Regions from separate parts of the Homo sapiens genome. Here all the other regions are linked to region 2. Evidence: chromatin loops called from intact Hi-C (ENCODE). Cell type or tissue: IMR-90. All regions are shown on one strand. Each heading gives the region's core, and the rest is flanking DNA. Links, peaks and the distances in the headings are about the cores only. Region 1 overlaps PDE7B (phosphodiesterase 7B). Region 2 overlaps AHI1-DT (AHI1 divergent transcript). Region 3 overlaps AHI1 (Abelson helper integration site 1). Region 4 has its middle 27 kb from the start of BCLAF1. Region 5 holds the start of PDE7B (phosphodiesterase 7B).

What was found. Hi-C counts contacts between places; a loop is a spot of excess contacts. Peaks named below come from ENCODE experiments on the same cell type or tissue, not always from the same donor. Only the 100,000 strongest peaks of a DNase experiment are listed, where the experiment ranks them.
Region 1: it touches region 2 in a loop (5-fold over the local background); 11 of 110 quality-filtered maps call a loop at or near these places.
Region 3: a loop joins it to region 2, with 4 times the contacts of the local background. A loop is called at or near these places in 20 of 110 quality-filtered maps.
Region 4: it touches region 2 in a loop (9-fold over the local background); 35 of 110 quality-filtered maps call a loop at or near these places.
Region 5: a loop joins it to region 2, with 5 times the contacts of the local background. A loop is called at or near these places in 6 of 110 quality-filtered maps.

Annotation. Positions count from the first base shown.
Region 1 is chr6:136,036,018-136,041,017 of GRCh38, forward strand. The region is part of intron 2 of PDE7B (phosphodiesterase 7B); the gene reads left to right. Among named protein-coding and RNA genes, the nearest start is that of PDE7B-AS1, 34 kb to the right of the region's middle. RefSeq lists enhancers at 1,787-2,287, 2,288-2,788. In IMR-90, for the core only: a CTCF peak has its summit at 2,368 (motif pointing right); a DNase peak (open chromatin) is centred at 2,014; H3K4me3 peaks cover 3,570 bases; H3K27ac peaks cover 4,226 bases.
Region 2 is chr6:135,532,874-135,539,357 of GRCh38, forward strand. All of the region lies in intron 2 of AHI1-DT (AHI1 divergent transcript), which reads left to right. Among named protein-coding and RNA genes, the nearest start is that of AHI1-DT, 38 kb to the left of the region's middle. In IMR-90, for the core only: a CTCF peak has its summit at 3,234 (motif pointing right); DNase peaks (open chromatin) are centred at 3,388 and 5,008; H3K27ac peaks cover 1,111 bases.
Region 3 is chr6:135,448,753-135,455,236 of GRCh38, forward strand. It overlaps AHI1 (Abelson helper integration site 1), which reads right to left. Exons shown (of 29, transcript NM_001134831.2): 11 at 4,589-4,684. Among named protein-coding and RNA genes, the nearest start is that of AHI1, 46 kb to the right of the region's middle. In IMR-90, for the core only: a CTCF peak has its summit at 3,050 (motif pointing right); no DNase peak of the experiment used is centred there.
Region 4 is chr6:136,313,584-136,320,067 of GRCh38, forward strand. No RefSeq gene overlaps it. Among named protein-coding and RNA genes, the nearest start is that of BCLAF1, 27 kb to the left of the region's middle. In IMR-90, for the core only: a CTCF peak has its summit at 3,642 (motif pointing left); a DNase peak (open chromatin) is centred at 3,628; H3K27me3 peaks cover 419 bases.
Region 5 is chr6:135,848,125-135,854,321 of GRCh38, forward strand. PDE7B (phosphodiesterase 7B) reads left to right here and starts at 3,577. Exons shown (of 13, transcript NM_018945.4): 1 at 3,577-3,895. The coding sequence starts at 3,875. LOC101928373 (a long non-coding RNA gene) reads right to left here. Exons shown (of 3, transcript NR_187609.1): 3 at 5,912-6,197. RefSeq lists a silencer at 3,364-3,601. In IMR-90, for the core only: no CTCF peak of the experiment used is centred there; a DNase peak (open chromatin) is centred at 3,487; H3K4me3 peaks cover 2,690 bases; H3K27ac peaks cover 2,290 bases.

The DNA.
Region 1 (5,000 bases), core at 1-5,000, 500 kb after region 2:
GTTGTTATGTCAAGGAAGTTTGTGACTGAGGAGTGAGTTTAAGACATTATTCAGGAAATATGATAATAAAGCAAACAGTCTACATGTGATTATTAAATAAAATCATCTCAATCCTAGAGAGTCTTGATGCCCCCAGCCTGATGGAAGGGTAAGATAAGGACTGGACGGGCTGTCAAAGTGGTGGAAGTGTTGAACTGATGGTGAAATCCTTTCATCTCTTATCAGAGAGGGAAAAAGGAAGGGCACATCTTTCTAATCAAGTAGACCGCTGATTATTCCCTAATTGTGTTGTATGTATATCTGGTTGTTATAGAAAGAGCTGCTAGATCAATATTTTCATAACAAAATTCACCAAAAGCAGTGTCTTCAATGTCTTTATTATTGTTTTATACCCTCTTGCCCCTTCTTCACCTGTTAGGAAGGAGAGTAGGTTTGCCAGTATGCTTTTCCATCCAGAAAAAAGAAAATTCACTTAATCCAGTATGGAAAACTAAACTTATTAACCATGGATTTAGAGAAATAATAAAACAACAATAAAATTACAGTTGTCTTTGCTGGTTTCAACTTTAAAAAGAAATGAGGTGGGAGTAATGAAAATAAAACACACTCTACAACGATCTTTCTCCTCTTCCCCAAGTTTCCTCCTCTCTCCCATGAAGAAATATCAAATAATTGTGTGATAAACCAGCCTTGAAAGGAATGTAGAGCAGAAGCAACAGATTATACACCAGCAAAATGGCATGCCAAGCAAAATAAAGCACTTTGCAATGTGGAGACGTGAAGAGAGGAAGATGGGATTGTTACAATGTTCTCCAAGAAAACAGGGGCTATTCACTTGAATGTGCAAGTTCAAATTGTTCCTACAAACCCAATTTGCTGGCAAAAGTGCCAAATACAAAACTACCCTACTTTCGTTTCTGTCCAAGGCCTTTCACATAAGCTACAGGGGGCATCGCCTTTTGTTGAATTGGTTCTTACTTTCAGGGTTAGCGCCTCCATCTCTGAGACTAGGAACAAGAGGCATGGCCCACAGTTGATGTTGCCCTCGATTCAACCACTCTCAGGTCGGGGACACAGTAGTCAGTGGCCCACATAATAAATCAACAGTGCTCTCCCTCCAGAAGGTGAATTGTTAACATTCTTTTCTTTCTTTCATTGCCATTTATGTCCCCTGTGAACATCCTTTAAAATGCTTGTTCCTTTGAAAATGGGTTTTGAATGAGCCTGAGCCACATATCCAGGCTATGCAGGCCACTGCCCATACGCATGAGGATCTTGATGCTTCCCGAATTCGCATCTTTCGGAGTTAACTGTGGAATGTGATTCAATGTTATTTCCCTTCCAGCTGAAGGGCAGCTGAGGTTATGAAGGGATTTGACTAATAGGTCATAACCCAGATAGGTTTGCCGAGAACCAAATGACACAAGGGGGAGGGATGTGGAGAAGGAGCGAGAGTGATCAAACTGAGGCACTGAGGATCAACCAAGCCCATCCCAGCACTGGTCTTGGTGACTGGGCAAGGTGCCCCCCAACCCCCATCAGGCCCTCCAGAGAGAAGCAGCTGCAGATTGGCTCTGCAGACTCTCAGCTTCCTCTGTTTTTTTGAGAACTCCTTGGGGCTTGCAGGCCTGAGCCTGTACCACAGGGGTGACTCCTCACCTGACACCTCCAGATAACTGGCCTCCAGCAAGGGGGGAGCCCCTCTGTGAGGTTAGCAAAGGGGAAGCCCCGCTTCTTTGCCTGAAGTCCTTAAGAGCTAAGCCGACAAAGAGCTAAGAGTCAACAAACTTTGACAAGCACCAAAAGAGAATTGAGAACAAATAAATCAGAAGAAAGAAGAGGAAAAGCAAATGCTAGAACCTCGATGGCTTTTTTTTTTCTCCCTGCTGTCGTTCCAGCTGTAGCCTGGGATTAATTAAGTGCTGTGAACTCAGTGCCAGAGAGAGGAGGGGAAAAAAAATGCATTCTATCTCTAAGGAAGGAGTACAGTAACAGTTTCTCACCAGAGAGAAACCTAGGGAAGTGAATCGCTCTCGTCGGCAGTGTTTGTGGAGGGCCTGAAGAGACAGGGAGGTTGTGCCAGGCTGGAGGAGGCTTGTCTTTCCGAAGCTGGAGAGGATCTTACGGGGGTTCGCTTTTCCCTGCCTGGGAAGAATTTCCCCTGTGGTAGCAGCAGCAGCAGCAGCAGAAGCAGAAACAGCAGCAGCAGCAACAGCAGCAGCAGCAGCAGCACCACCACCACCACTACCTCCTCTTCTGGGGCACAAGACAGAATGCCTGTGCTAGAGCGATATTTCCACCCAGCAGAGCTAGGCAGGAGGTGGACAGGCCCAGAAGGTGTGCTGCCCTCCTCCCCGGGAAGCCGGCCGGGGTGCCAGCAGGGGCCGCTGCCCTGGGACTTGCCAGAGATGATCAGGATGGTAAAGCTGGTTTGGAAATCCAAAAGTGAGCTGCAGGCGACCAAACAGAGAGGCATTCTGGACAATGAAGATGCTCTCCGCAGCTTTCCAGGTAAATTGACCATGGGGTGTAATAGGTCACAGGACCAAGTCTGATAACTAACTCCCTTTCTTTGTAGAGTCCAAGCCATAGGGAGGAAAATGAACTGTGTAGCATCAGGTCTGAGGGCTGTGACTTCCAAATGTCTGCTGTATGATAGAAATGCATCTTGAAATTAAGAGTGATTTAGTAGGAGGAGCATTTGACTGGAAATCAAGAAACCTGGGTCCTGGACTCAGCTTGACAAATGCTTGCCCTTTGGGCTTGCACAAGCCAAATTTCCTGAGTTTCAGTCCCCACCAAGGAGGGGGTGGAATTGGATGCTCTTTAATGGCCATCCTGACTCTAACATTTCTTGTCAACAAGTTAGAGATATCCCTAGGAGAATATTCTCCTTGGGTGGCTTTTTATCATTCTTTCTATAAAGTAAAATACATTTTCCAATTTTTAACTATGCCATTTACAGCATGTATTATGTTCCCAGCACTGAGTTTGGCATGCAAGCTTTTTATGTCCTGGGCAAGTTGGTAAACTTTCTTGACTTGGTTTCCCCTTTGGCAAATGTCAGCAATATAAACACCTTTATTGATATCAACTCACTCACAAATGTGGAAATAATGATTCCCAGGGACTTTGTCTTGTCATAAGAATGTGCTGTGTTTGGGACGGTTGTGGAGAACTTCACTGTGTTTCTGACAGTGGATACAACCACCACCAAGACACCCAGCATGCCTGGGAAGGATCCCAAGGGGCTTCGTAAACTAAGAAAGCCACAGCTGACTACAGGGCACTCTCTTTCTTTGAGGAATATGTTGCTAGATATTTGGAAAGTGGTGGGTTCACTTCAGAAGAAAGAACATGAGTGTGTGTTTATGCATCTGAAGTCTTGGCTAGGCCTATGCAGTGGAATCCTGGCGTGCCATTGGCGGTGAGGGATGGGGTAGATGGAAAAGATACATCAAAAATTACCTCTCCCTTTCTCGTGGAAACAGAGTAGGAAATAAAAATCTGGCTAGTTTTGATTTTAATGATTTATGCCAGGAACTTTTTTTAAGTTATGACTTAATAATCTGTAAAGAATATTATTAAGAAGTTAATACTCTGGGAAAAGAAAAGATTTAAAAGGGAGAAAAAAACAGGGTTGGTCTCCAGTAAACAATGAGTCCTTGAGTACATAGGAAAGTGAGGGAAACGAATAAAACTGAGGTTTATGTGGCAATTGGGAGAAGGATGCCCAGGGAGATGGGTCTTGGTCAGATGAAATGAGGTAACGCTAAACCAGTGTTGCATGTGAGTAGGGTAAGAAAAATGGAAAAACCCACCTGGGCAGAAAATTTTACTCTGACACTTCAACTCTTAGCACTTTAGGTTTGTTTCAGTCAATTAAATGATTAAAATTCATATTACAAACTGCACCCTTTGATAAAACTATCTAATTCAATAGTTGTTAGCATGTCTGTGGAGATAGGTGTACATTATTATTTATGTTCTATATTAGTGAACATCTAATTCCTGAAAAAGCAATACTCTGGAGAAAAAGCAGAACTCCTGTAGCTTCTTATTACTTAAAAGGCACACTTTTCTGGACATGATGAAGCAGAGCTTGTTGAGTCTTACTATACCTCTCTACCACTGCCTCACATTCAGTGGAAACTGTCTCTGAAGCCACTTGGATTCCCAGGGAAGCTGCACCCTGGTCTGCTGTTGAGGTTGCCTGCCTGTGTGGAGACAGGCTTTATAACACCTTTCCAAAGGATGTGTGTTTGCCTCCTGTTCTTCCTCCTGTGCCTCCTCACTCTCAGGGAGATGAGGGCTCATCCTTACTGGAATGGGCATAAAACCTTTTCATCATCATCCATCTATGCAGCAGCAGGTCATAGGATGCAACCCCAAAGATGAGTGGCTTCACTTTCCAAACTGTCTCTTACCTTCTTCCTTACTCATCCTATTCCTGATGCTGCATTTCCTCTGAGCATCAGGTGTCTTCAGCTGCATCATTTTCACCACAGCAGCACAACAATGGGGCCCTCAGGAACACTTACAGACTATTTCAAAACTTCTGGCATTTTTTTGTTTGTTTTTAGAAAGTGGTGATTTAAGCTGTTTTCAGTTCCTGCACAGAGGCAGAGGTTTATGATAGACAGCTCTTCAAAAAACAGCAAGACACGGTGCTCCCTCGCTCTCTCTCTCTGTCATTTCATCCTTGCCTCAGTCTCCTCAATTTATACTTTCATAATCCTTTTAAGCAACTGACTATGCATCAGGTGAGCCTTGCTTTATGCTTGAAATGTTTCTTCCTTGGCTCAGTCAACTGAAAATTTTCTATTCAAACAACAAAGCCCAGGTCAAGCATCTCTCTCTTTAAAATGCCTTTCCTGATCTCCAGCGGCCTCCCGTCTCCCCCAGTGGTAATCTATTCCCTCCTCTTTGCTATCTTTACCTGTAGTTACTTAACATTTTACATTTATAGCACACATATTTTTGCTGTGCTAGTAACTAAA
Region 2 (6,484 bases), core at 854-5,853:
AGAAGAAAGAAGAAGAAAGAAGAAGAAAAGAAGAAGAAAGAAGAAGAAGAAGAAGAGGCAAATCCCATAACATCACTCCCCTGATTGAATCCTTAATGGGTATACCTTCACCTGCCCACTGCTAGGTGCTGCCCACTGCCAGGTGCCCCATGCTTCTCTTCACAACAGTTACCACATTGATTGCAGTCCTGTTGCCCAGATGTAGCCAGAAGCACCTCAGTGGCCAACACCTTGCCTCACTCATTCTACAGCCTTGGTACCTGGGATACTACCCAGCACACCATAGGCATTCAACAAATGTTAAACTAAACAGAATAGAGTTAAATGGAATATATAACCAAAGTTAATTCCATATTGGAGAAAAACAAACATCATGGCAAGTAATTATTTGGGGAACACCTAATGCATACCAGCACTGTGTTGGAACTTCACACATTTTATGCTGATTTACTAGACATCTGTGTTACACAGCAGGGTGAAGTGGTGTAAGGAACATGACTTTTTAAAGAGAAAGATCTTGGGTTACATCCTGACTGTGCCACTTCATAGCTGTGACCTCGAGAGAACTACTTAACATCTAATTTTTAATATCGCACTATTCAAGGGATAGCAATGCATTTCTCACAGGGTAGTTGTGCAGACTAAAAGAGATTAAAAGGACCTAGAAAATGTGTGGAGGTTAAACATGAATGCCACTGGGGCTTGAACCTTTCTCATAATTTGACAACTGCTGAGAAGGGCAGGACTTTTTGGCATGTTAAGGTCTCTGAGTTCAGGAATGAAGGGGCCCCCATGAGTCCTGAGTGAGACTTGCTGAGGCCCAGCGATATTGTGTGAAACAGGATTTAAGAGTTTTTACTTTCCAGAAACCAAGGGTAACAGAAGTCTCTGTATTGTAATAGGAGGTCATACCTGCTTAAATACATAGATAGTAATTTAGTATTTGCTGGTGTAAATAGTACAGTACTATTGGGGATACATTAGAAACCTTAGGAACATTTATTAAATGAAATCATAATAGACAAAACCCTTCAGAGTGTGCCATCTCTTTTTTTTGCTGTGACGCTGACAGCTCTTACACTATTTCAAAGAGATTTGGAACAAATTATTGGTAACAATAAAGCCCCTCTAAAACTTTTATATGGAGATGTTTATTGCAACATTATATTCAATAGCAAATAATTACAAATAACTTATGAGATCATAAAGTAAATGATGAGTGATGTTATACCAATATGATAAATAAAATATTATTTATCTCTACAGTAAGGCTTATGAAGACTGTAGGAAATAGAAATAAAGTGCCCAATGTGGCATGCATCTAATTCCATAATTATAGCTAAGAAAATGTAAGACTATCTTTGGATAAGGGCTAATAAAAAAAAAATAGGTATAAGGTAGTATGCAAATATGAATATAATTAGGTTTGGGCAGTAAAATCTACTGATTTTTTTTAATTTTGGAAGTTTACATAATTAAAAATTTTAAATTATTTTAAATGATTTATGAGCATCAGTATCAGAATATTAAAAATATATAAACCAAGATAAATGCTCCAAGCAAGAGAAAAGCAATTACTGACTTACCAAATTATTCTTCTGACATCTTAATTATAAAACCTAGCCATAATTTATTACCAGACCCTAGCTTCCCATTCTTATAACACAGAAAATATTATTTTATGACTTACAATCAAGGCACAATCTCTTAAATAATCTACTTTAGAATCAACTATAAGCAAAAGAAAATTTATCTACAGAGCTATATTATTAGATAACCTGGTTTGTAGCCTTGCAATGTGTATTCAATTGCCTTTATGTCTATTTGCCTATCTCCTAAAATACTCAAATTTCGGATTTTAGCCTAATACACTCACAATCATGAGACTGATTACATAACTGGATTTCAAGGAGAAAAAATAACAAAGAGGAATGAATTAATTATCTGAACTTTAGTTATATATTAGATTTCCTAAACAAGAATTACAGACAAATTTGTTTATTAAGAAAACACTGTTGAGAGGAACATGTCTTTGGAATTATGAAAAATGATCTTCCAGAGTATATGGAAAGTAAAGACATTCTGAGGAAATGTCCATTATGAAAGTCCAAGTGACTATGCTTAAACCACTATAACCGTAGATCTGATTGCTTGATGCTATAATTCAATTATCTTCTCACTACTTTACCTCTCATCTGATAGTGAAATACAGCCCTATTTTTTCCTCTAGTATTTATTCAAATATTTTTCCAAGTATGACACAATGACTTTATCTCCTCAGTCAGTTGTCATTCTTGAGGTATGTAGACTCATCAACCACTAAACCACTGTGGCGAGGACCCTGGTCCATTTGGCCAAAAATTCTGCCCTTGTTCTTCATCCTATTAACCGTAAATATATTAGGAATCTAGCTAGAAGATGTCCCAATTTATTATTCATTATAGCTCTAACAATATTAATGTTAACTATTAAGTATGAAGATGATTTTTTTTTATTTTCCATTAAGTCATTTATTGAGTCACTTACATTATGCCTGTAGTTTAGGTAGGATTAATCCATAATTTCTTCCCAAATTCCCCTGTGATTCGATTCCTTGCAGAGGACCATTAAATATATGATGAGTGGTTGGAAGGTTCCTTCTTATCCTATGGATAAAAGGCTCTAAATGTCTTAATATATTTAATTCTTCATTTAAATCACTTCTGATGTGTGTTTATTATATAGGTAGGCTCTCTTGAACATATAGTCCAGTGCAACTATTAATGCTTTATTTATTTTTTATTTATTTATTTTTTGAGACCAGGTCTCACTGTCGCCAAGCCTTGAGTGCAGTGGCAGGATCACAGCTCACGGCAGCCTCTATCCCCCAGGATGAAGTGATCCCCTTTCTTCAGCCTCCCAAGTAGCTGGGACTACAGGTGTATGCCACCATACCGTGCTAATTTTTGTATTTTAGTAGAGACAGGGTTTCACCTTGCCCAGGCTGATCTTGAACTTCTGAGCTCAAGCCATCTGCCCGCCTCTGCCTCCTAAAGTGCTGCGATTGCAGGCATGAGCCACCACATCTGGCCAACACTTTATTGATAACTGTATGTATGTATAAGCATTTCTAGGTTGTAACAATCCATTGGCTCTCAGTAGGCCCACCAGAGGAGTACTGCACCTGCAATGAAAACCTGTCTCAGATTTCAATCTGCAAGTGTTTTATTATGGGCTGCTAGTAAATTATCCCACAAGAGGTCGCTAAAGCTCCGGTTTTTTTGATGTGTGATTTTTCTGACTTTTTCTCCTTCCTGCAAAGGAATTGCAAAAAATTTTCTGTTTCCCGGTTTTCTATTTCCCAGTCTGTTCCAACTTGACATGAAGGTAGTCAAGAATTAGGGCTTAGTCATGGGCAAGGCAGCTTACTTATGGAAGTTTGTAGCCATCTAGGGTTGCTCAAATCCATCACGTGAACTTCAGAGCATTTCTTACCACAATTTATACTTGAAAAGGAAATACAACCAGGCACCTTCTGACCTCAATAACTAAACTCTTTTAGCTGTAATGTAGACCCCTTTAAAGGCACATTACCACTTTTCAGGCCCTGGGTTGACATTCCAGTTTTCTGCACATACCAGAATGATAGAATAGACATCTAAAAGAGGCCTGCACTCAGTAAATATCTCCTTAGAGAAGATCTAATAAATAAATGCTAGAGGTACCCTCATTAATGGAAAATTGCTGCTACATCTATTTCTTTGGAGGATTTTTAGACTCAAGCAGGCAGATTCCTGTAAAGAATTTGGTTTAAAACAAAGCTGATATTTTAGAAACAATCTCTATTTTCTCCACAGAAAACATAAATATTTTTTAACAAGACATTTAAAATTGTGTTTTAGAGAAAAATCGGCTTAAAATTTGAGAATATTTTCGCCCATCCTTAGAAGAATTTTCTCTTCCCCTTAGAAAAATATTGCCTGAATATAAAAAGGGAATCTTACCTTGATTTCTCCATCTCTCAAATCTCAGAAGAAACAATGCCACTTTTAGCATTCTTGACTAGTAAGATTATTGGCTATATATTTTCTTAGCAAGGGTCACATGTTACATTTTTAATAGGTTCTATTACATAGGGCAGAGGTTATAGGCAAAGACTTCTCTAATGATCTTTCCACTTCCCTTCTCTACGGGGAATATTTAACTTAAAATATTGTGATTTAATCATATATAAAGAGAGAAGTGTTATTGTGAATCAAGCATTTGAACAATTTTATGTTTTCATATGAATATAGAGTGTTAAAATTATAAATAACATTTTAATTATACGGATGGAAAAACCTGGAAAGATCTCAACCCTATGAACATGAAGGATTTATACAAGATGATTTTGGAATCATCCCTTCTAGTCCTAAAATGTAATGACTTTCCTTAAATTCTTATGCTTTTGGACTATAAAAGCCCATTTCTATTTTAATGAGATAACTTTAAGTGGAGGGCTTTTCTTATTTGAATAGCTGTCCTGTTACGATTTGGGAGTTAAATATCAGATAATTAAAATTTAGTTGTTTACAGTTACTGAGATTTTTGCATTATTTCCTCAGCAATAATTTTTTATATTTACAACCTCTATGTTAATGAACACACTATTTCATGAAGTGCTTTTGTAAAATGCTAACATAATTCTTTCCTCATGTCTTTTTGGAGGTAGGAGACTCATATACTTTTTATCAGAGATGCTCATGAACTTGAAGGCCCAAATGAATAATAATATACAGATAATGAATTTCTACTTGACTTGAGCCATATCGCAATAAAGAAGGAAAAATGAAACAGGCTAGCCAGGAGGGTAGGAATAGACCAGTCACAATGCATCAAAAGGCAAATGATAGTAATCAGAATCTCAAAGAATCATACAATGAGTCTTTTTAAAATACCACCACCACCTACTCCACTACTCTGGGCTTGTGTTAGCTGACAAGGCACATTGGTTTTCCCGTTTACTCACATTAAGCCCTGGGTAGGCACAACCAGAGAACATTTCAAATATGTATGGGTTATGAATAAGTGTGAGTCACCGACTTTTAGTCCAGCTGAAACTACATTGTCAGAAGAGTATTAAGCTGGCATTTGCAACCCACATACTTACCTTGTGCCTGACACTGTGTTCTGTATTTAGGACAAAGGCTTTTCTAGTCCATGCACTCAGGTAACTCACAATACAGTTGAAGAAAAGAGATAAGAACACAGACAACTACAGTATTGCATCAGTACTAAGGCATGCATAGCACCCCCACCCCCAGCTGTCTTACCTCTTGGAAATCAGGTTGCATCTTACAATTGATGGTATCTTGCAAATGCCATGTCTAGGCTGCTGTCATAAGCAGTCTTGGTTTGTGTGGGTGCAAACTTGGTCATAGCTGTTGATCTTGTCTTCCCTTCATTGAGGTATGTGCACTGTTGATAATGCATGAGTTGAGTGAATTGCCATTTAAAATGCTTTAAATGTTACCTTATAATTCAGTATTAGAAAAAAAATTGTGGTATGTGCAAGAAGGGCTAGAAACAGTGCAGTGGGATGTATATTTAATGTCACTGAGGTAAATATTTACCATTGGAAGGATGATTCTCATTTCTTATTTTCTTGCAAACCCATAATAAAATAATAATTATGGGTTCTAAGAAAGGAAAATACATGTTGAATAAGTTGTGTAAAATGTGGTGACTATGCTATGTGTCAAAGGATTGTCTATCACCTTGCTACAACCAAGTGTGGTCTCTGGATCAGGTACAGTCTCTGCATCAACATTACCTGAGAAGTTGTTAGATTTGGAGCATCTCAGGCGCCACACCAGACTTACAAAATCAGAATCTTCATTTTAAAGTCCGTAAATGGTTCATATGACATAAAAGTCTGATAAATAATTATGTCACATGCCAAGCAATTCAATGAAAGTCAGGAAAAATTGCCTTTGAAGAGATGAAAGAAATTTCAAAACAACAAGGAGTTGATGTGACCAATTCACTCATGCAGGACTATCATTAAGGTGTCAAACTTCAATATCAGAAACTTCCTGCTGAGTTTGAACAGCAGTTGCCTAACTTCGTGTGACATGTATTTTGATTGAAGAAAAATGAAAACGATCAGTTTATTGAATAAAAAATGCTAACAAACCATGGGCTCTTTGATATGTCTCAGAATCACACTAAAAGAACCCTTTCAATACATATAAAATAAAAATTCTAAGTGATAAGGCTGTGTAATAATTTTACTGGCAGCTTTTTTTGTTCCTTGATGTTACATAAACTAATAGTGTGTTTTATAATTGATGGTGGCATAGACTTGATGAAAAACAGTATAATACAGTGTGATAGGTGCTATAATAGGAAGAAGTGGGAGATGCTATGGAGTAAATAGGTGGTGGTCATATCTCATAATCAAGGTTTGTTACCTTGAGCAAAAGTCAGTCAGATGGAGATGGGAATGAATTGAGGTGGGATGCAG
Region 3 (6,484 bases), core at 201-5,200, 85 kb before region 2:
GCCAGATTTCACGCTGAACAAAGGAAGTGATCAATACACATGTTTGAAATAATTATGATAAAGACTAAACTGTATATTTACACAAGACACAAATCTTCCATTTGTTTAATATCAGTATTTTTAATGGTTAAAATTTTATGTTTTAAATTTTTAAAAAGTTAAAATCATTTCAAGATAATTAAACTCATTCAAGCCATTCGTTACATTTTTTTCAGTATTTTAGTATATCTTCTTTCAAAGGTCTATTTTTAAAACCCTATTAAACAAAACTTATATTTAAGCTAACTAAATGGAGGTTTTTGTCTCTTTTTTTGGGCAGAATCTCGCTCTGTTATCCAGGCCGGAGTGCAGTGGCAAAATCTTGGCTCACTGCAATTTCCACCTCCTCTGGGTTCAAGTGATTCTTGTGCCTCAGCCTCCCGAGTAGCTAGGATTACAGGTGCATGCCACCACACCTGGTTGATTTTTGTGTTTTTAGTATAGTCAGAGGTTTTGCCATGTTGGTCAGGCTGGTCTTGAACTCCTGGCCTCAGGTGATCTGCCCACCTCGGCCTCCCAAAGTGTTGGGATTACAGTTGTGAGCCACCACGCCTGGCCCTAAATGGAGATTTTTATGAGAAACATAAAAATCTTACCAACTCAGAATACGTTCTCTTTCATTAGACCATGACTCAAAATAGGAAATGAAACGTCTTTCTAACCTTTATGTCTTCTGCAAATTAGGAGCAGAAAGATAGTTTGAACCCTTTGCAACAGTTCACACAAAACATGAAGTATCTTAAATTAGAAGAATAAGCACTGAGTGCCCGGAAGGTATTTAACAACTGTTACTTGTAGACTCATGTAACTTAATATCTTAAATTAGAAGAATAGGCACTGAGTGCAGGGAACACATTTAACAACTGTTACTTGTAGACTTATGTAACTTGGAAAGTAAAAAAAAACAAAGAGGCAAGAAAGGCTCTAAGATAGTATTGTCCAAGAGAGCTTTCTATAATGATGGGAATACTCTAACCAATTTGTGCTAACCAATACGGAATCCACATGTGGCTACCCTGCACTTGAAGTATGGCTAGCACAAATGTGAAAGTAAATTTTTAATTATATTTAATTTGAATTCAAACAGCCATGTGACTTGTAGCTACCAAAACAGTGTAACTCTAAGTTCGTAAATCTGGGAGAGTGGACAGATGGTGGTACCACCAATTGAAGTGGCAGAGAGAGTAGCACGGATACTCAGTTTGGAGGAATCTGACATATCTATAAGTCATCCAAGCTGAAATGTCCAGCAGGTGACTGAATTTACAAATCTGAAGCACAGGTGAGAAAAGTGGTTCCAAGAAAAGTGGGTTAAAGATGAAACCATGAGTAAGACTGATATTAAGGAGGTAGGTAGAAGACCATGAAGGAAACTCAAAGAATGGTATAAGAAAAATTAGGAGAGGATGGTGTCAAGAAAACCAAGGTAACAGAGTTTCAAGAGTGTGATATGTTAAATGCATAGATGTGACAAAATAACTAAAAAATGTTCAATATATTTAGCAAACAGAAATCACTAGTGATTTGGTTGGAGAAGCTTTAGTGGCAGAGGCAAAATTCAGAACGTTGTTCAGGAATGATAAGTTAAGGAATGATGCATCAACAAGGAAAAAGAGATGGCAAAATATAGCCCATCTTTTCCCCTACCCCTTTAGGAAAGAATGTAAAGACAATGGAGGTTATAAGCTGAGCGGGTGACATTGTGATTAGTGTCAAATGACACACAGGGGTAAAGAACCATTCCCAATTGAGTAATAGATATGTTCAGTCATTAAATCATAAGCACTCGAGACTCCCTTGATAAACTCTCCTACAGCTCCCCAAAGCTTATCACGGTAATTTTAAAAAGATATTCCCCAGCTTCTAAATCATACTTTCCATAGATTAATTTAAACAGGCAATTTAGTTTACATTAATACGTTGCTTAGCCTGAGTAAACAACTAAGATTCAGCCAAGACCCTGCCATTATGGTTATAAATTATATAATGTAGAGCTCAGATAAATAAGGCTTTATTACTTTTTAGTTTAAAAGAATAGCCACATATATGTACTAAAAGAACTGAAAGTACCTGAGAATCTGAGGCATAGCTGAGAATTAGGATAAAGTCTCATTTGAATTACTGTAATAACTTAACAATTATCCAAGACATCCCTCGTACCAACAGGATAGGTAATAAAAGATTTAAATTTTAATTGTCTTCATGCCACTTCCCTTTTTTTTTGAGATGGAGTCTCACTCTGTCACCCAGGCTGGAGTGCAGTGGTACAATCACAGGTCACTACAACTTCCATTCCCTGTGTCCAAGCAATCCTCCCCGCTCAGCCTCCCGAGTAGCTGGGATTACAGGTGCACACCACCACATCTGGCAAATTTTTGTATTTTTAGTAGAGACAGGGTTTCACCATATTGGCCAGGTTGGTCTCAAACTCCTGACCTCAAGTGATCGGCCCACCTCACCTCCCAGCGTGCTGGGATTACAGGAGTCAGCTACTGCATCCGTCATGCCACTTTCTTGAAGATGAATTTTATCCTTGCCACTCTTTCTATCATCAATGATTAATTCCCTCAATATATATTCACCAAACACTTTCTATGTGACATTAATATGCTGGGAGCTGGTGATATTATAGCATGGAGTTTCAAGAGAGTGACATATTAAATGCAAAAAGACCTAGTAAAATAAGGACTAAAAATGTTCAACATATTTACCCAAAAGAAGTCATTGGTGACTCTAAAAAGCTTACAGTCTAATGAAGAAGACAGGTAAGTGTTAGAAGACGTGAAGCACATAGAATACCTTACTCTTTCTGGGGGGTGGGGATGGGATAAGAATTCTTGACTGCCATTTTTGCCAATGGCATAAGATGAATAAATAAATAAAAATCCATATAGTACTTAGAGGTAGAAATGCCCTGAAATATGTTACTGCTTCCTAAGTGCAACTTACAGTAAATTCTGCAGGTCTGCACAAATCTTAGCATAAAAGAAATGCAGTTTCTAATAAAACCACACGATGGCACTGTTTACTATGTGAAAGTGAGTTTTTTGCTTTTTTTTTTTAATGGCTTTTTTTCTTTGCTCTAAATCAGTATGGAAGGTGTTATGGAAAAAGGCATTAACAGATTTATAAAAGGGTGATCATCGATAGCACACTGGACCAGGTGATTGCTAAGGCCACTCTCAAATTACTTACTCACCATAGCCAACCTGGTGGCTGTTCAGCCCTTTGACTATAAAACTTCTAAAATCTCTCTCTAACCTCCAATATGGATTAAATGTCTCAACTGGATTTTAACAGCATCTGTTCTATAGCACATAATAATGTAGGTAACAGGTCTGTATAGAAATTAAATTGGAGGGCAGCTATATACAATGTCTAATTTATCTATGAATGTACTGAATTTAGCAGACTGTCTCACATTTTATAGATCATATTTGTTGAATGAATGGATTCACAAATGAAAATGTTTTTATAAGATGGTACAAAATAATTACTCAAGACTTTTCATAATTTAAATTGATGTTTGAAGGAAAAGATAATTACAAAATTAAAATATCCTTTTTTAAACATCAATCTACGCCTTTCATCTTTGCTGAAACATCTCGTCAAAGACATCCTAGTCAGAGACACCTAGTCAAAGACAAATGTACAAAGACATTTTTTACCTAGACTACTGTTAAGAATTTCCTAATGTGATTTTCAAGTATCTACATTTGCTCCCTCTAGAATCTGTTCTCCACATAACAGAGTATATATCTTTCTAAAACACAAATCAGATTATTTTATTCTTTTGTTTAAAATCCCACAGTGGCTTCCCATTGCTCTTTAAATTCTATAATGGCTTCCTCTTGCTATAATGACTGAGAAGACCTCATCATAATTAACATCCCGTTGACCTTAGCAACCTCTTCATGCACCATTCTTCTCCCCTTAGTCTCTGTCCTCCAATCTTGGTGGCCTTCTTTTGATTTTCTGAATTAACCCTGCTCCTTCAAATATCAGGGTTTTTGCATATATTGTACCCTCTACCATAGACCATTTCTTCCCCACCGGTGGCAATGTGTCTCTTCCTCAGGAATGTTTTCCCTGACCCCACAGTTCATCATCCATCCTATACCTCTTTACGATATTTATAAAAATTTATAATTAAATGATAAATTGTGAAATCAATTGTTTTATGTTTGTGTTGCTGGAATATGAAGTCCAGGAGTTCAAGGAATTTGTCATCTTTGTCCACTGACAACAGTAGCTGGCACATAGAAAAGTCTTAATATTTTTTGAACTGAATAAATAATGGCATGGCTGTTTGTGTCTTTTTTAATGCTACATCCTCAGAACCAAATAGTGTAACTGGCACATACTGGGCCATCAATAAATATTTAAGAATCTGAATGAGCATAACCTGAGCTTGAATTAGTAACTCTTCATCCCTACAACATTACCTTAGATTCTAATTCCTTATATGAGACCAAACTGATTTGGGAGAAAGCAGCCAACTAAATTTGAAGACTAGTTTTAAAGTGTTTAAAATGGATGAAAAACATACCTTAAGAAATGCCCAGGCAATTTTCCGAAAGCCACATTCTTGGTTTTGAACCTCAGAATTATTCTTAATTTCATCCACGCTTAAGAAATCAAGAATCTGCAAATAAATTCACAGAAGACTAAGCTACCTAAAATTTAATATTTTCTAATGGTACATTATTAAAACTTTAAAAAATCATTTGTATAGTGCTTAAAAACATTAACCTTTACAGGGAATAAAAACATTTTTATCTCATTTCATTCACCTTAAAGTTAACTCATTCAGTTAGGGAGGGTCCATTTTCTGACTATTTTATCTTTCATTAATAAATACTATGATTTATTTCAAATCCAAAGCAAAGTGTTAATCACCTCAAATATAACCTAGGTACAAATATAATAGGCATAGAATTCTTAAGCTTTCATTGTTTTTTATGTATCACAGCAGACTTTAAAGGATTGTTTGTTTAAAAAACTCACAACCCTATTTCTGGGTCTTTGTCTTGGATCACCTTCCTGAAGTTGGGGTTTTTCTCTTTGGATGTATGTTATAATTAGGCTTCTCAAGAGGATTTCTTCCATTCCTCTATCCTGTCTGGACATTAAAGCTCATGGATTTGCAACCAACCTGCCACAGAGATCGTATTCTAGATATTTATCAAAGGCTATCACTTCAAACTTACTGGTGCTTATTAAAAGCTCAGCTGCGAAAATGAGATTTTTATAGAAAGAAGACTGCTTAAGAAATGATACAGACTCCAATCATCTGTGCTTTTTGGATACCTAAATCTTTTTTACAGATATAATACATGCTCAGTGAAAACATAATATAAAAAATATATAGATCCAAAGTAAAAACAACTTGTAATCCAGACCCATAGATGGTCACCATTAACATCTAGTTTGCAGGCCAAATCTTTTTCTGTGCATTCCTAAACATATGTGTGGAACTACAAATCTAATAATGCTATTTCACAAATTATTTTCATATAGTATGTAGTGAATATCTCTTCATGTCAATACATACACATGAATACCGTAATGTTAATGACTGCCTACTATTCTGTCACAAATACCATAAATTTAACAAAAATTATAACTTATTTAACCAAATCTCTTACTGATCTAAATGTAGGTTATTTTATCTCCCTAAAATTTTTGCTATTATAAACAGTGCTGAAATAAATATCCTTGCACACACATCTTCACGGACTTGTCATTTTTTTCCTTAAGATAAATACCTAAGAGTAAAATAATGGTTTTAAAGACTGTGAGACATTATCAAGTTGTCCTCAACACTTAAAAAACTGAGATCAAAAAGCAGTTGCATAGGCAATAACATATTACATTAAAACTTAAGAAGCAACCAAAAGCGTTTATAATACAACAATCTATCCTTCTTCATCTCTTAATACTAAAATGAATACAGAAGAAAATTGTAACAAATGACAAAGTTTGAAGACAAAAAATTCCTTAAGATACAAATTATATCAATTTTTCAACAATAACAGCTTTATGTAAATCACACACAACATAATCACAAATGTAAATATTGGAATATTTGTATCATAAATACAAATAGACAACCTGAAAGTCAAGGATCATAAAAACAAGTAATTCTACAAAATGAATCTTCGGCACTGGTTATGCCAAGTCCCCTGCTGTTCCCATGCTAAACTTCTCCATCTAGCTTACACTGGAAGGGGGCTTTCTCTATTGTCCTTTGCTTATGGAGACAGAACACATGATAGAGTAAAGAAATGTGGTATTCTAGGTTCAAACTATCTGCAAACGCATTTTTTTTAACTTAAAATTCGAGTAACTTTGGGGAAATCACTTTTATTCCAAACCTTGTTATCATTTTCAGTAAGAAAATTATATAATAACAACTAGTCAGCTCAAAAGCCATGTATTCCAT
Region 4 (6,484 bases), core at 842-5,841, 780 kb after region 2:
ACAAACTCTGAAGGGGTGGTAGCTGAGGACAACAGGTGGAGAATGACTACCTGGAATAGTCACCTCCCCGCACTTTGGGACAAACCCCCAAGGCTGACAGATGGCACTTAGAGAAGGGGCTCTTCCTCCTTTATTCTCTAGTAGAGCATATCACAGACAATGGGACAAGAATCAAATTGATAACAATATTGTCAACATGAACACTGGAAGTAACATATATGTAATACACAAATACATATTTATTGCTGTACTATAAAGGGGAATACATCCCAGTCCTTTTTAAAGGTTAGCATAACTTTGTTACCAAACCAGGAAAAGACATTATCAGAGTAAAAAGCTATAGGCTCATTTTACTCATAAATGTAGATTCAAGAATCCTTAAAAAAAAAGGAAATTAAATTCAACAATGCACAGGGAAGGTGATACCCTTGCCCAATTGGGTTTATCTCAGGCATCCATATGTTAGTTTAATATCAGAAAAACTATAGATATAATTCACCATAATAGCAGATTAAGAAAAGAGAAGATTTGTGATGATCTCAAGTTTATGCTGATAAAATCCAATATAAATTCATAATACAAACTTTTAACAAATCAAAAATATAGCCAGTTTCCTTAACCTCATAAAAATGTCTATAAAAAGCTTTTAAGCAAACATCATTCTGTATGGGAAAACACCAGAAATATCTTCTTTAAAGCAAAAATGAAACGAGATGTTCACTCTTACCACTCCTCAATAGCAATAAAAAATTAGAATCATAAAGATAAACCATTTTATTTATAGACGGCATTATTATTTACACAGAACAAATAAGATAATTTATAGGCCAGGTATGGTGGCTCACTCCTGTAACCCTAATACTTCAAGAGTATCACTTGAGACCTGGAGGTGGATCCAGGTGGATCAAGGAGGATCACTTGAGTCCTGGAGTTTGAGACAAACCTGGGAAACATAGCAAGACCTCGTCTCTACAAAAAACTTAAAAATTAACCAAATGCGATGGTTCACGCCTGTAGTCCCAACTACTGGGGAGGTTGAGGTAGGAGGATCTCTTGAGCCCAGGAGTTTGAGGCTACAATGAGCTATGATGGTGCCACTGCACTCCAGCCTGGGCAACAGAGCAAGACTCCATCCTACCCTTACTCCCCTCCCCCACCAAAAAAAAAAGAATTTACAGGTGATATATTCGAAATAGGAAAGGTTAGCAAATTAGCAAGACAGTTGCATTTCCAAACACCAGCAACAAACAACTAGAGATTGAAATTAGAAAGAAGACCTCATTTGTAATACTTCAGAGACTATTAGGAGCCTAGAAAAAAATTCTAGCAAAACATACATAAAACATATACAGGGAATTTTTTAAATTTATTTTTTAGAGACAGGGTCTCTGTCACCCAGGCTGGAGTGGTGTGGCACTATCACAGCTCACTGCAGTCTTGAATAAAGCAACCAAAATGAATGAAATATAGCAACATGCAACAATATGGATGAATCTTACCAATATGAAGTTAAAAAAGTCTCAGCATATTTACATAAAGCATACTATCCTTTTCATAAAATGGAAAAGTATGTTTTTTAGAAATTCATATAGTTGAGTGAAGAAACTGCATAGAAAGAAAGCAACAGATTGATGAATGCTGGTCTTTGGATTGTAGTACCTCAGGAAGGCAAGAAAAGAGAAGAGGAAAGAACATAAGTAAATGTAAGATATTGTCAAAGTCTTAGTGTTTATAATGAGAGATGGATTCATGGTTGCTTATTATATAATAATAATACAACGATGAGGAGAGAGAGAGGGGAAGAAATGGACATTCATAAGCCAATGATAAGAGTGAGTTGGCCGGGCGCAGTGGCTCACACCTGCAATTCCAGCACTTTGGGAGGCCGAGGTGAGCAGATCAGTTGAGGCCAGGAGTTCGAGACCAGCCTGGCCAACATGGTGAAACCCCTATCTCTACTAAAAATACAAAAATTAGCTGAGGGTGGTGGCACATACCTGTAATCCTAGCTACTTGGGAGGCTGAGGCAGGAGAATCACTTGAACCCAGGAGGCAGCGGTTGCAGTGAAGCTGAGATCACGCCACTGCACTCCAGCCTGGGCCATATAGCGAGACTCCATCTGAAAAAAAAAAAATGAGTCATGACCAAGGATTATAATTAAGTGAACTTTGATAGCCCGTGAAAAATGAGCCATAACAACAGCTATAAAAGTTATTGACCAAGAAAAACAAGAAAAGTAGGTGGTTTGGATTTTGCAAAGTTTCTGGAATAAGTAAACCCACTTAGCCACAGTGTGATTAAAATTCTACTTTAAAGTGATATCTGAGACTAGGTAGAAGGAAGATTAAAAACTTTTTGTTATAAGGGATAAGAAACTTGATAAAGGAATTCTCCAGGTTCAGGACAGATGGCAGAGGACAGAAAAAGGCTCAGATAGATGCACAGCAGCGAATCAGGGAAGAAAAGAATCCCCACTGGACCAGAAATACATCAATTCTCTTCAGTAGAGCTAAGAGCTTTGCCAGCTCCTTCCTGAGCAACCCAATATACATCTTTTCAGTTAGTTGTTGTTTTATAGACTGAACACTTATGCTCCCCTCTCCAAATTCATAAGTTGAAGCCCCAAACCCTGATGTGAGGGTATTTTGAGATGGGGCCTTTGAGAGGTAATTAGGGTTAGATGGGGTCATGAGGGTGTGGCACTAATGATGGGATTGGTACCCTTATAAGAAACAACACAGAGCGCTTACTGTCTTTCACTCTCTAACATGTGAGGACACAGTGAGAAGGGGGCCATCTGCAAGCCCGGAAGAGAGCCCTCATCAGGAACTGAATCAGTTGGCACCTTGATCTTGGCCTTCCCAGCCTCCAGAACTGTGAGAAAATAAATTTCTATTATTTAAACCACCCAGTCCATAGCATTCTGTAATGGCAGCCTGAGCAGACTGAGGCAATTGTATAGCAATACACTTACACGTTTACTCACTCATTCAATGGTGTGAGGTTAGTTGTTTCCAATAAAGCCTGTTGCCATTCGTCCAAAGTGAAGAGCCCTTCCAGATATTTTTATTTATTTATTTATTTATTTATTTATTTTGGAGACGGAGTCTCACTCTGTCGCCCAGGCTGGAATGCAGTGGCATGATCTCGGCTGACTGCAACCTCCGCCTCCCAGGTTCAAGTGATTCTTCTGCCTCAGCCTCCTGAGTAGCTGGGACTAGAGGCGCGCACCACCACGCCCGGCTAATTTTTGTAACTTTAGTAGAGACGGGGTTTCACCATATTGGCCAGGCTGGTCTCAAACTCCTGACCTCATGATCCACCTGCCTCAGCCTCCCAAAGTGCTGGGATTACAAGTGTGAGCCAACATGCCCGGCAGATATTGTTATATTTACATGGATGGAGTGGACCGTATCCAAGCATTGTAGACCACTGAGATCAAAACCAGGGAAGAAGCACCCTTACAAAACACTGCTTTAGTGAGGACTATTTCTGCCTGGGAGCGCTACACGTTAAATAATTGAAAGAGGATAAAATGGCTAGATAGGCCAACTTCTCCGCACAACTCAGGTTGGTTACTGGCCTTTGAAGGCAGAAAAACCTGTTGGTCTGAAATCTCAGTGGCTCACTGCCTCCACCTTCTGGAGATTTGGAGACATGGTAGTGTTGTTGTTTGCCATGGTTAGCTTTCTAATTTCCTTTCACCATTCTCATTACTGGAAATTAATATCAGGATAAAAACAACCAAAATCCTATCAAGATATTGTAGTTTGAAGGCTTTAAAAAACACTATGTTCTTTTTAATGTCATTTTTATAACAGGAAAACAGATAACTGGTACCTGGAGTCTCTTTTGTTCAACTTGTTCAGTTTAAATAGATATTTTGAATCTGGGCAGCATAGAAAGACCCCGCCTCTACAAAACATTTACAAATAAGGTGGGTGTGGTGGTGCACACTGGTAGTCCTAGCTGCAGCCCAGGAGTCAAGGTTGCAGTGAGCTATGATTGCACCACTACACTCCAGCCTAGGCAACAGCGTGAGACCCTGTCTCTAAAAAAAAGAATAGATATTTTGTGATCTATAGTCTATTCCATTTTCAACTAAGGACAAAGTAAAAAGTTACCTTCTTTCACATACTTACACAGGCCTCTGTTTTACTTTCATAGATCTTTATGAGTACAAGCCCTGTGTCTTCCAGGCTCTTAAAATAATGCACCATCGATTCATCATAGAAACTCTTAGGAGACTGGAACTAGAAAAGAATTTTCTTTATCTGATAAAGGCTATTTACAAAAATCTACAGTAAAAACCATTTTTTTTTTTTGAGACAGAGTCTTGCTCTGTCACCCAGGCTGGAGTGCAGTGGCACGATCTCAGGTTTGCTGAGCTTAAAGGAGACTGATTGCTGTTCTGGTAAGAAGCTGGAAGATGGCCCCAAATTCTTGAACTCAGCTAATGCGCCATCGCTGATGTGGTTCCTAGCAAGCTCACGTGTGCTGAGAGCTTCTCTGACTATTCTCCTCCGAGTTGTTTTGCTGTTCATGATGTGAGACACACAGTTGCTGTGGGTATCATCGAAGCAGTGCCCAAGAAGCCTGCCAGAGCTGGCAAAGTCACTGAGTCTGCCCGGAAAGCTCAGCAGGCTAAATGAATAGTATCCCTCATACCTGCCCCCAATCTTAATCAGTGGTGGAAGAATGGTCTCAGAACTGTTTGTCTCAATAGGCCATTTAAGCTTGATAGTAAAAGACTGGTTAGTGATAAAAATGCACTGTAAAACCTTCAGAAAGAAAGAATATTTTGTAGACCACACACCACACAATGTGTGTGTGTGTATGCGTGTTTGTGTGTGTGTCAGTTTTAAGTTATTAGTTTTTAAAATCAGTCCTTTTAAATAGAAACAACTTAGGTTGGGCATGGTGGCTAACACCTGTAATCCCAGCATTCTGGGAAGCCAAGGTAGGCGGATCACTTGAGCCCAGGAATTTGAAACCATCCCGGGCAACATAGCTAGACCCCATCTCTACATAAAACACACACATAAAAATTAGTCAGGTGTGGTAGCACATGCTTGTAGTCCCAGCTACTCAGGAGGCCGAGGCAGAAGAATCACTTGAGCCCAGGGAAGTCAAAGCTGCAGTGAGCCATGATTGTGCTACTGCAATCCATCCTGGGTGACAGAGCAAGACCCTGTCTCAAAATAATAAATAAGTGGAAACGACTTGGCAAAAAATCTGCCACAGAATTTTGAGAACTATTAAAATAAAGTCTAATGAGAAACATGTGTCTTGGTCAACACTGAAACTTCTGTAGAAATGTGAAGTCATCTGTTTCTAGTGTTGAAAATCCGCTGAAACTTGATGAGAATTTGAACTTTGGGGGTTAACATTTTTTCCAGGGCATGAATTGAGGAGTTTTGTTGTTGTTGTTGTTGTTGTTGTTGTTTGAGATGGAGTCTCGCTCTTGTCACCCAGGCTGGATTGCATTGGTGTGATCTCAGCTTACTGCAACCTCTGCCTCCCGGGGTTCAAGTGATTCTCCTGCCTCAGCTTCCCGAGTAGCTGGGATTACTGGTGCCCGCCACCACGCCTGGCTAATTTTTTTGTATTTTTAGTAGATACAGGGTTTCACCATGTTGGCTGGGCTGTTCTCGAACTCCCAACCTCAGGTGATCCACCCGCCTCGGCCTCCCAAAATGTTGGGATTACAGGCGTGAGCCACTGCGCCCAGCTTGAATCGAGTTTTTTTTTTTTTCCCACTTATGTCCAAAGAGGAATCCTGTTTCAAGTACCTAGTGAAAAGCTGTGGAAGGGATTTGTTTGTTGCAACACTATTGTTTAGGACAGAAAAGCAGAGTAATTTTGTTTATATGAAATCTAAGTTGGGGGCAGGTGCAGCGGCTCATATCTGTAATCACAACACTTTGGGAGGTTGAGGCAGGAGGATCACTTGAGACTGGGAGTTCAAGGCCAGCCTGGAAGATATAACAAGACCCTGTGTCTAAAAAGTAATTTTTAAAAAAAATAGCCAGGCATGCTGGCACATGCCTGTAGTCCCAGTTACTCAGAAAGCTGAGGTGGAAAGATTATTTGAGTCTAGGAGGTCGAGGCTGCAGTGAGTCATGATCACATTACTGCACTCCAGCCTGGGCAACAGAGTAAGACCCCATCTCAAAAGAAAAGAAAAGAAAGAAATCTAAGTTGGAAGGCCAAATTGTAAAGGCCATGTGTTACATATCAAAAAAAAAAAAAAAAAAGTGGGGTGAAAACCAAGAAAAATTAGCAAGAGGCATGAATATCCAAATGGCCAATTAAAAATAAAAAAGTGCTCCATGTCATCAGTAACCAAGGAAATGCAATGAGATGCCACTGTAGACCCACTGAAATGGCCAAAATTAAAAAGTTTAATAAGACTGGGATGGGAATGTGGAATAACAGGACATCTCATCACTGCTGGTTAGAATACAAACTGGTAAATATATC
Region 5 (6,197 bases), core at 1,198-6,197, 320 kb after region 2:
TAACTGCATTTTTTCCATCAGTGTACAACATGCTGATATTCCTTTTCAATGACTGCTCCATTTCTCTGCTCTCTTTGGGGCAAAACACCTTGAAATAATTGCCTATACTCTTTGTTCCCAATTCTTCTTTCGTTTTTCTTAACCTTTCAACTTTCTACTACACTCAACCTTCTTTTGTTAAAGACACAAATGATTACACATTCTAAGTTTAAGGGTCAATTTTCAATCTTCATTTAAGTGTCATTTTACACAGCTGATCATTGAAATAGTTAATTTACCTTCTAAGGCACCATTCTCTCTTGGTTTTTCTTATACTTTCTGGAGGCTCCTTGTCAGCCTTCCTTGCTAGTCCTTCTTTATATTCTTGACAGCATAATCGTGGACTGCCTGCAGCTCTTCCATCTGCATTCATTCCCTTGGTAATTGTATCTAGTTTCATGGCTTTAAGTTCTACAGGTATACAATGACTTCCAAATTTATATCTACAGCCCAGAACTGTACCCTAAACTGCATGCTTATATATTCCACTGCCTAGTCAACATCTCCATGTAGATATCTTACAGGCAAGGTTAACAAATTCAATATCAAACTTCATCTTCCCCACAAAACCTGCTTCTCCCGCCATCCCTTGGTCAGTGCTAGCTCTGTTCTTCTACTTGATGGAACCCCAAATTTTGGAGATGTCATTGGCTCCTCTCACTAATCTCCCTCCTTTGTACTTAGCACCCAATCCATTTAACAAGTCTTATTGTCCTTAACACCAACATATAATTGGAAGTAAACCACTTCTAGCCACCTCCACCAAAGCATCGTGGTAGACACCACTAGGATGTCTGGCTTGTTTATTGCAATATATCGTTTATTAGACTCTCTTCTACCTTGACCTCCACATGGTAGCCAGAGCGATCCTGTCAAAAAGTAAGTCAGATTGCCTCATTCCTCTCCTTAAAGCCCTGTTTCATGCAGACAGGAAGCCAAAGTCCTTACAATGACCTAGAAAACTCTCCTTGATCTGTCACCTCTGCACCCATTGCCATATCCTACTACTTACCAGCCAAATACTCCAGTCCCCAGAGCCTTGCACTTAATGTCCTCTTGTTTAAAATGCTCTCCCTATGCCTCCCTCATCAACTTCCCCTTTGTGTCCAACATCATCTTTGCAGTGGCACCTTCTCTGCATACTCACTTTAAAATTGCAAGCCTCTATCTGACTAGTGACCCTTCCCTCTCCTGTTTCTTCTTCACAACAGTATTACCACCCGATATCCTATATAAATTTTTTATTTGTTGTTATGGCCATTCTCCTTTCAGAAGAATCTAAGTTTCGTGGGGTCAAAGAATTACGTGTTGGAGGGTGTGTATGTGTGTTATATGTTTTCACTGCATTCTCCCCAGCACCTAGAACAGTGCCTGGTACAGAGTACACAATCAAATATCTGTTGCTGTTCAGTGAAGGTCCAGAACTGTTATTTATTTCACCTCAAAACCAGGCTCTTCTCCCAGTCTTCCCCATGTCAGTAAATGGCAACTCTAGTCCAGTTTGCCCAAGCCAGGAACCTGGAAATTACTCTTGATTCCTCTCTTTTTCTCACACCTCTCATCTTCAAATACTGCCAACGCTCTCTGCAAATACACAGGCCCCCTTCCAAAATCTGGCCCTCCCACCTTCTCCACTGCTCTCACCCAAGTCCGAGCCATGATGTGCTCTCACTTAGGTTAGCACAGTGGCCTCATTTATTGGTCTCTCTGCTTCTACTCTTGCTCCCTAGGAGTCTATCTTCCACAGAGAAAAGAGAGAAATCTCTTCAGAATTCGTGTCGAATCATAGACATTCCTCAGTTCAAAACACTCTGATAGGTAGGTTTTCACCTTGGAATAAAATCTAAGTCGTGTGCATGGCCTGTAAGACATGTCCTGATCTTGTCCCAGACATACCTTCTGAAACTTATTTCTTCCCTTTGCTCATTCTCTTCCAGCCACTCTATTTCCCTTCCTGTTCCTTGGCTCTGCCAAGCACTCATGTGTTGTGGGACCTTTCCATGGCTTCATCTGCATGGAAGGTAGAGGCACACAGTACCTGCTATGTCCCATCATTCGGGCCTCCGCTCCAAGTTGCTTTATCAGAGGGCTGCCCTGATCATCTTTCCTAAAATAGCACACACACCACACACACACACATGCACGTGTACACACACACCTCATTCTCCTTACCTTATTTTGAAGCCCTCATTGCCAACTGACATTATACGTTTACTTATTTTTCTTTGACAATTTCCCTGCTTCTCCAAAATGTAGACTCCATGGGGGCAAAGAACCATCTGTTTTGTTCACTATTGTAGCTTCAACACCAAAGATAAACCCCAACAACTACAGGGATGCTTAATCCTAGCGCCTAGGCTCTTAGGGATACATAAATACTTTCTTTCTCAAAGAAACAATATTAGTATTTGAAAAAGGAATGTGGACATTCTTTAGTGTTGCGCCCACCCCTAAAACATAGTCTGCCTCGGAGCAATGGAGAAATCTGATTGGCCCCTGTGGGTCCCATGCCCCCTTGTGGCTCTGTCGTGGGAATGGGGCTGGGGGCAAAGTCCATGCAATCCATAGAAGATAGAGGAAGGAAAGTTCCGCCCACCGCCCACCCAAAAAAGGTCTGTTAGCAGAATTTAGGATGGGGATGGGGAAAAGGAGGAGGATGTGGGGGAGGCAGAAACAACAGATGGCAACTATGGGGATTTTTCCAGAGTGGGAAGTGTAACCCAGGGATAAGCTGGGGTCCCTGGTAAAGGAAGTATCCCTAAATAACTGGACCTTCATACTCTTTGGGAAAGAACAAGCTGAGGCCCCAGGCACACCTGCATGGCATCACCATAGCCTTGCTTCTTGAATGACTCCTGCTGGCATCAGGAGGCATCTCCCTGGCAGGAACAAGCCTGAGGCTTCACCACGGAAGCTGGAGGAAACGCAGGGACCCATGGCACAAACTGACACAGGAGTTCTATGTTTCATTGCACATCATTTTGTTCACCAGTGCATTTGTACGATTCTGCCTCTATGGCTATCAAGTTTAATTAACAACTCATTTTTAGGTAAGAGTAAAAATGAATTAGGTAAAAAAAAATAAGCAACAGCTGCCAAGTGAGCATGGAGCACATACACTCACAGATGGAAAAAATCTACATCTTGCTGCTATGATTTAGCTCAGGGTTTTATATTTAATTTTTGTTTTGTTTTGCTTTTGTTTTTATACACCTCACCACAAGGTATTTTAAATTCTTTAAATGTATTCCCGAATATAGAAAATGTTTCTTGGGCTCTCCTGAGAGTGGGGTGCCCAGGCTGACCACAGGCACACACACATTCTTCCCATAGTACAGTACTTTAAAATTAATAGCACATGCAGAGGAAAAACTAAACCCTTTGACGTCACTCTTGAAATGAGGAAACATAAACAGAAAAGGCTCCACTCCAGTAAGCTGCCAGAGTTGAAGCCGATTGGTCTCTGCTTTTCCTTGCCTGTGGCAACTGACAGCACCTCCCAGCCTAGCAGGCCGGCGGCTGCTCACCCAGCCAGTCAGTTGGTCTGGGCACTGCAGCAGGCTCGGCTCTGTCCCAGCACTTGTCTGGGAGAAAAGTGGTGTTACTCACCCAGGGAGAGTCTCTCTTTCTACCTTCCTTCTTTCTCGATCTCCTTGTGTGCTTTTGTGTTTCTTTATTTCTTTTCCTTTTTTTTCTTTTTTTTTTTTTGTTACTTAATTATATTCCTAATCCTGGATGAAGTTGCTGGATTCTGCAGCACAAGTCTTCATGAACAAGCAGCACCGCTCAGAGATTTCACGGCATTCAAAGGTCACAGAACTGCCACTATGGTTAAATGTCTTGTTTAATGGTTGAGGTATGTACAACAAATTTAAGCGGCAAGCTCAGTTTTCTTGAGAGAATAGAGTCACAGAGAGATGGCAGGATTTTTATTTAAAATGAACCTGTACATATATATGTTTTTTGTCTGTGATTGTTACTACAGCAACCAGCTTTTGAATTTCCTTCCTTTTTCTAGGCGAACTGACTAAACATTATCACTTACCCTGAATTAACCGTTTAAGGGCAGCAGGGTTTCATTCCAACCAGTGTAATGAGACTCCGGCATTTTCACTGCACTTTGAGCCCACACTGAGGTGGTCTTTAAAAAAAAAAATAAAGAATGCAATATTTTTTTTCTCCAACATAAATCTTGGAGTTGGGTAATTTTCATTTTTGGTGGGACAGGATAGGAAAATGCTGGTAAAGGGATTGGTAAGGTTTGTGGAACAGGGAAGAAGGAAATTAGTTTTTTTCTTGAGTTTTTCATGTTGGTTGATAGCAGACTTCAAGATGAAGAAATTAGTGGCAAGAAGGGAAGAAGCTGATAGTGAGACTGAAGGTAGAAAAAAATCAATAGAAGATGTCCAAAAAATGAGCTCTGAAGAAAAATCCTTCATCACCTTGTTGCATTTTTCAAAAAATGTTTTGGATTCAGAAGTCCAGGAGAGATGCAAGTACTAAGTTACATGACCAGAAATTTAGATATTATTATTTATAAAGGAAAGTAAAACTTCTTTATTACCACTGCAAATTTGCTAATTATCTTTTCCTACAATAGTTGAAAATGGAGTCAGATATTCAATTAGGGGCTTAAGTGATTGAGCCTGGGGACTAATTAATCATTTAAAAATTCTGTTCTTCATGTGCTCTAGCCAGAGTGACTATTGCAATAAGAGTAAACCTCTTTGCACCAGAGACAGGCATAGGCATTCATATACAGTAAACACACTAAATGCTGCAGGAAGATTGGCAATTCAATACAGGGCTAATGTTGTTTTCAGTGGCACATTATTATGTCTTAAGGAGGATCCCTGCTAAAAATCATTCCTATCCAAAGAGTCGGTTTTTGTAACAGCAATTTAAGTAATATATGGTTACCATGGATTTCCCTATTACCCTTCTCAAAGTTATGCAATAGCAAATAAGACAGGATTATTTGAAATCCTTACCCTGTTCCAAAATTTCTAACCGATTTTCTTAAAGTTTCTATTCTCAACATTGAGAACCTGAAAGCTTTAAAACTGGGTCATGTTAGCAGTAATATTAAGCACGATTTCAAACATGAGGTGTATTTCAAAGGGTTAAAAAAATTAACTGCATAAGACTGGAATGTACTAAGTTAAGAACTGCAAAAATATTAGCTCTGAAATGCAGAGGATGTGCCGTGAATGGACAATTGCTTTTCTGCAGCGCCTAGTGGGAAAACAAGGACTTTGTGTGTTGCAAACGCATAACTGCAGCTCCTCCATTTCCTCTGCTTTATCTTTTATTACTGGCTGGTGAAACAAAGACAGGTGTCAGTAGTTACGTCTTGATTGACATTTTCTCCAATAAAATGAAGTCACTTTTGTCTCAAGTAGAAGCCCACAGTTAACTAGTTGCAACTCCAAAAACTGTCTCTGCCTTGTAAGAATTTTTACCTGACACTGTAAGCTGTCTAATTTCAGAATGTACTCACTCTCTTGAACAACATGTGACAAAATCAGTGGTGACTATATGTCAGCAAATTAGCTGGGAGAATTTTTTTTTTTAATTAAGTTATTTAGGGCAAGGGTGGAAAAGTCTAAGATGTGTCAGGGACAGGCATTAATTTAGGGAAAATAATTACACGAGTGCATCATTTAATGCCTTACACAGGGTTCAGCACAAAGCTACTCACTGTCAGTTCTCCATAAAAACCTAGTTAAAATGTTTGCCTAGAATTTACTACCTTTCATATATTGTAAATTATTTAAATAATTTTGGTCTTTTCATGTGTTTTTGAAAAGCACTTTTGGTGTCAGTCCAGCCTGAAATATTATCTAAAAATCAAGTCAATGATACAGAGAAGGACATTTCAAACACTGACACTTTATTTTCAGCCTAAGGACATCTTAAATGCAAAAGTAAAATGACCAAGTTTCCTCAAAGTGGGAATGTACCACCTGGAAAATGCCTCAGCCTAGTAATTATTCGTCTGAAGTCTAACTTGTTGTTAGCCAGGCCCAAATCACAGGAGGAAGCTGTTTGTTGACTCACAGAAGATAGTGTTGGAAGGAATTTATTAAGTGGTAAGCTAATCCCAAAGAATACTAAAAGGGCTTTGTTTATATTAAAGAGAAGTGTCAAATTTAAGG